2 separate regions of the Homo sapiens genome follow, and region 1 is linked to region 2. A link is a loop called in an ENCODE intact Hi-C map of the cell type or tissue named here. Cell type or tissue: ascending aorta. All regions are shown on one strand. Links, peaks and the distances in the headings refer to the core of each region. The heading gives the core; the rest is flanking DNA.

Evidence for each region. Hi-C counts contacts between places; a loop is a spot of excess contacts. Peaks named below come from ENCODE experiments on the same cell type or tissue, not always from the same donor. Only the 100,000 strongest peaks of a DNase experiment are listed, where the experiment ranks them.
Region 1: a loop joins it to region 2, with 9 times the contacts of the local background. A loop is called at or near these places in 8 of 110 quality-filtered maps.

The regions. Positions count from the first base shown.
Region 1 is chr7:75,760,945-75,763,751 of GRCh38, forward strand. No RefSeq gene overlaps it. Among named protein-coding and RNA genes, the nearest start is that of CCL26, 9.9 kb to the right of the region's middle. In ascending aorta, for the core only: a CTCF peak has its summit at 1,704 (motif pointing left); no DNase peak of the experiment used is centred there.
Region 2 is chr7:75,610,482-75,613,288 of GRCh38, forward strand. The region is part of intron 1 of HIP1 (huntingtin interacting protein 1); the gene reads right to left. Among named protein-coding and RNA genes, the nearest start is that of SPDYE5, 120 kb to the left of the region's middle. RefSeq lists an enhancer at 978-1,551. In ascending aorta, for the core only: CTCF peaks have their summits at 1,182 and 1,385; a DNase peak (open chromatin) is centred at 1,500; H3K4me3 peaks cover 937 bases; H3K27ac peaks cover 2,315 bases.

The sequences.
Region 1 (2,807 bases), core at 185-2,684, 150 kb after region 2:
GCCTCAGCCTCCCGAGTAGCTGGAATTACAGGCACCTGCCACCACACCCAGCTATTTCTTTTGTATTTTTAGTAGAGACACGTTTCACCATGTTGGCCAGGCTGGTCTCAAACTCCTGACCTCAGGTGATCCATCTGCCCCGGCCTCCCAAAGTGCTAGGTTTACAGGCATGAGCCACCGTGCCCGGCCCTATTCCCATCTTTATAAAAAAATTTTTTGGCCAGGCACAATGGCTCATGCCTGTAATCCCAGCACTCTGGGAGGCCACGGCGGGCAGATCACGAGGTCAAGAGATCGAGACCATCCTGGCCAACATGGCAAAACCCCATCTCTACTAAAAATACAAAAATTAGCTCGGCATGGTGGCACATGACTGTAATCCCAGCTACTCATGAGAATCGCCGAGATCGCGCTACTGCACTCCAGCCTGGTGACAGAGCGAGATTCTGTAAAAAAAAACAAAACAAACAAACAAAAAAAAACAACTTTGTTTGTTTGTTTGTTTGAGATAGGGTATCACTCTGTCACCCAGGCTGGAGTGCAGTGGTAAAATCACAGCTCACTGCAACCTCCACTTCCTGGGCTCAAGCCATCTCCCACATCAGCCTCCCAAGCAGTTGGAACCACAGGTGTGCACCACCACACCCAGCTAATTTTTTGTATTTTTGGTAGAGACGGCATTTCGCCATGTTGCCCAGGTTGCTCTTGAACTCATGAGCTCAAGTCATCCTCCTGCCTCGGCCTCCCAAAGTGCTGGGATTACAGGCGTGAGCCATTGCACCTGGGCTATTGTTCACATCTTTATGTCCCTGTGTGTTCAGTGCTTAGTTCCCACTTGTAAGGGACAGCATGCTATATTTGGTTTTCTGGTTCTGTGTTGATTCACTTAGGATAATGGCCTCCAGCTGCATCCATGTTACTGCAAAGGACATGATTTCATTCTTTTTATGGCTGCATAGTATTCCTTGGTGTATATGTACCCCACTTTCTTTATCCAGTCCACTGTTGATGTGCACCTAGGTTGGGACACTATGAATGTCTTCTTCCTCTTTTTTTTTTTTTTCTTGAGATGGAGTTTCACTCTTGTCATCCAGGCTGGTGTGCAATGGTGCAATCTCAGCTCACTGCAACCTCTGCCTCCTGGGTTCAAGCAATTCTTTTGCCTCAGCCTCCCAAGTAGCTGGGATTACAGGCATGCGCCACCATGCCCGGCTAATTTTTTTGTATTTAGTAAAGACGAGGTGTCACCATACTGGTCAGGCTGCTCTCGAACTCCTGACCTCAGGTGATCTGCCTGCCTCAGCCTCCCAAAGTGCTGGGATTACAAGCGTGAGCCACCGCGCCAGCCACTGTGAATGTCTTCAATTTCTCCCTCCTCATTTCGTGAAACTGAAGCCCAAGGAGATAGTGTCTCCCGTCAAACTCTCAGGTGTGTTATCTTGTAGGGGATCTTAATTGCTTTGTGTGTATTTCATTGCTCTCCAATGAAATGTACCCTCTGAAGATTGAGCTCAGTCTTCCTTCACTTTTGTCTCTTCCCTGCCCGCCTCCCAAAGAGATTGCACATGACTCTAGATTTCAAGTAGATCCTTGGTAAAGACTCACAGAATAGACTTTTCTGTAAATCTGCCAGTTGTCAACAGTGCAGTGGTAGGAAACTTTAAAAGATGGTAGGAGACTGTTCCCATCTGCTGGTAAACTTGTAGAACTACAGCTAGAAGTCCCTCTTCTTTATAGAGCTCTCAACCAGGAATTTGTCTTGCAAGCTTGGATGTCTGGATCTCTTCCCCTAGGTACTCTGCTCTGATTCAGAGTTGAGCCTGGGCAAAGGGTGTCTGGCAGTATTTGTATTTGGTGGCATATTACACAGATGTTTCCCAAGTCTTTCATTTGTGCAAGATAGAATTAATCCCTGAGGCCTGGGTGGTGTGGCTCACATCTGTTATCCCAGCACTTTGGGAGTCTGAGTGAGCACTTTTGGGGCTCACTTGAGGCTAGAAGTTTGAGACCAGCCTGGGCAACATAAGACCTTGTCTCTATAATTTTTTTTTTTTTTTTTGAGACGCAGTCTCACTCCGTCGCCTGGCCTGGAGTGCAGCCGTGTGATCTCAACTCACTGCAACCTCCACCTCCCAGATTCAAGCGATTCTCCCGCCTCAGCCTCCCGAGTAACTGGGATTACAGGCAGGTGCCACCACACCTGGCTAATTTTTGCATTTTTAGTAGAAACGGGTTTCATCATGTTGGCCAGTATGGTCTTGAACCCCTGGCCTCAAGTGATCTGCCAGCTTCCACCTCCCAAAGTGCTGGGATTATAGGGATGAGCCACTGGGCCCGGCCCCAAAAATTTTTTTTGTAATTATAATAATACTTAAAAAAAAAAAAAAAAAACAGGCTCTCGCTCTGTCACCCAGCTTGGAGTGCAGTGGTGCAATCTCTGCTGATTGCACCCTCCAACTTCCCGGGCTCAGATGATCCTCGCACTTCAGCCTCCCAAAGTGCTAGGATTACAGGTGTGATCCACTGCACCAGGCTTCATAATACTAATTTATTATTATTATTATTTGAGACAGAGTCTCATTCTGTCACCCTGGCTGGAGTGCAGTGGTACAATCTCAGCTCACTGAAACCTCCAACTTCCTGGTTCAAGCAATTCTCTTGCCTCAGCCTCCCGAGTAGCTGGGATTACAGGGACGTGCCACCATGCCCAGCTAATTTTTGTATTTTTAGTAGAGACAGGGTTTCACCATATTGGCCAGGCTGGTCTCGAACTCCTGACCTCGTGATCTGCCCACCTTGGCCTCCCA
Region 2 (2,807 bases), core at 229-2,728:
TAACAGTTGTGAGCCACCGCACCTGGCCTTTTTTTTCTCTTTTTTTGAATTCCTATTTCTCTTAATACGTTTGACACTGAGTATTACCTTCCCTCCCTACCCAGACTAGAATCCCAAGCACAAGGACCCTGCCTTCTCCTTTCCTGTAGGCCCACAGTCGCGAAGGCAGGTCATAAGTCCATAAGTCATCAGGACTGGCTGCTTCCCAGCACTCTCGCCTCTAAAGTGTACCAGGTAGAGGCCAGGCATGGTGGCTCATGCCTGTAATCCCAGCACTTTGAGAGGCCGAGGCAGGAGGATCTCTTGAGACCAGGAGTTCAAGACCAGCCTGGGCAACATGGTAAGATCCCATCACTATTAAAAAATATATATATATATTTATATATATTAAAATTTTATATATTATTTATATAAAATATATATATACTTTTTTTTTTGAGATGGGAGTTTCACTCCATTTGTCTCCCAAGCTGGAGTGCAGTGGTGTGAGCTTGGCTCACTGCAACCTCTGCCTCTCAGGTTCAAGTGATTCTCCTACCTCAGCTTCCCCAGTAGCTGGGATTACAGGTGCCCGCCACCATGTCCAGCTAATTTTTGTATTTTGTATTTTTTTTTTTAGTAGAGACAGGGTTTTACCATGTTGGCTAGGCTGGTCTTGAACTGCGCCTGTTCTATAAAATTTTTTTAGAAAGAGTCCCAGGTACGCCAGGTGCGGTGGCTCATACCTGTAATCTCAGCACTTTGGGAGGCTGAGATGGGCGGATTACTTGAGGTTCGGAGTTCAAGACCAGCCTGGCCAAAATGGCAAAACCTTGTCTCTACCAAAAATACAAAAAGTAGCCAGACATGGTGGTGCGTGCCTGTAGTCCCAGCCACTTGGGAGGCTGAGGCAGGAGAATCACTTGAACTGGGGAGGCGGAGGCTGCAGTGAGCTGAGATGGTGCCACTGCACTCCAGCCTGGGTGACAGAGTGAGACTCTGTCTCAAAAAAAAAAAAAAAGAAAAAAAAAAGTCCCAGGTATGTGATTCACAGTCTCTTGAGAAAATCTACTCCCTTCCCCTCCCGGCCCCAGGCTCTCTGAAGGACATCATTTGGTTCTGAACTGTTCCCGCCCCGCCACAGGCCAATGCCTGGGGGCCCCTCCCAGCACCAAGGGCGGGCAGTGCGGGGCTGGGTGTCTCACCTCTGGAGGGGGCTCTGGGTTAGGGAACATCATCTGAGAACAGGCTGTTCTCTGGACTTCCCTGGAGTCACACAGGACCTAAGACCAAGCCGTGTCTCCCCTGAAAGGGTGGCATTGTCCACCACTTCCTGACCCAGCAGGCCCTCGTGTCCCCGGCTGGTTCCGGAGAGCCAATTACCAGCAGGCACCGCAGGAAGGGCGCCTTTCTCCCAGCCTCTCTTCCTCCCTCCCCAGCACTCCCCATCCTCCGCTCGCCTGGGACAGCCCAGCCAGGCAGTGGCCAATGGGAAACCCTCTGGCCTTGCTTGTGTGGGGAGCTGGGCCTGGGCCTGGCCTGTGGGCCCAGTTGGACACTGTCAGGTCACATACACACAGCTCTTGGCAGAAGCCCAGCCCTCGGGCTGCCAAGGCCAGGCTGGCTCACAAAGGTCCCACGGCAGGAGCAGGCACGGGGATGTGCCCCGGGTGGGGGTGGCAGGTCCCCAGGCAAGGGGCCAGAGAAGGAAAACCTGAGAACAGGCAGCACAGATGGGAAAGGAGAAGGGCAAAACAAAGGCAGAGGAGGCCGGGCACGGTGGCTCCACCTGTAATCCCAGCACTTTGGGAGGCGGAGGTGGGCGGATCACCCAAAGTCAGGAGCTCCAGACCAGCCTGGCCGACATGGTGAAATCCCATCTCTACTAAAAATACAAAATTAGCCAGGGGTGGTGGCGCGTACCTGTAGTCCCAGCTACTCAGGAGGCTGAGGCAGGAGAATCACTTGAACCCACGAGGTGGAGGTTGCAGTGAGCCGAATTCGCGCCACTGCACTCCAGCCTGGGTGACGAGAGAAACTCTGTCTCACAAAAAAAATAAAATAAAGGCTGGGCGCGGTGGCTCATGCCCGTAATCCCTGAACTTTGGGAGGCCGAGGCGGGTGGATCACCTGAGGTCAGGAGTTCAAGACCAGCCTGACCAACATGGTGAAACCCTATCTCTACTAAAAATACAAAAATTAGCCAGGCCTGGTGGTGGGCGCCTGTAATTCCAGCTACTCAGGAGGCTGAGGCAGGAGAATCGCTTGAACCCAGGAGATGGAGGTTGCAGTGAGCTGAGATCGTGCCATTGCACTCCAGCCTGGGCAACAAGAGTGAAACTCCATCTCAAATAATAATAATAATAATTTTTTTAAAAAGAGGCTGTAATCCCAGTACTTTGAGAGGCCGAGGCAGGCAGATCACTTGAGGCCAGGAGTTCAAGACAAGCCTGGCCAACATGGTGAAACTCCGTCTCTACTAAAAATACAAAAATTAGCTGGGCATGGTGGCAGGTGCCTGTAATCCCAGCTACTCAGGAGACTGAGGTGGGAGGATGGCTTGAGCCCAGAAGTTCAAGGTTGCAGTGAGCTATGATCATACCACTGCACCACTCCAACTTGGGTCACACACACACACACACACACATGCACACAAAAGAAAGAAAAGAAAACTAGAAAGAAAGAAAAGAAAATTGGCCATGGCAGGTTGCAGTACAGGTGGCAATAGCTCAGGTTAACAGCTGGGACCTACCACCTGAGTGAGGATGACAGGGAGAGTACAGAACCAAATGGAGATCAGGTGAGCCTGGGAGAGTAGAGGGACAGGT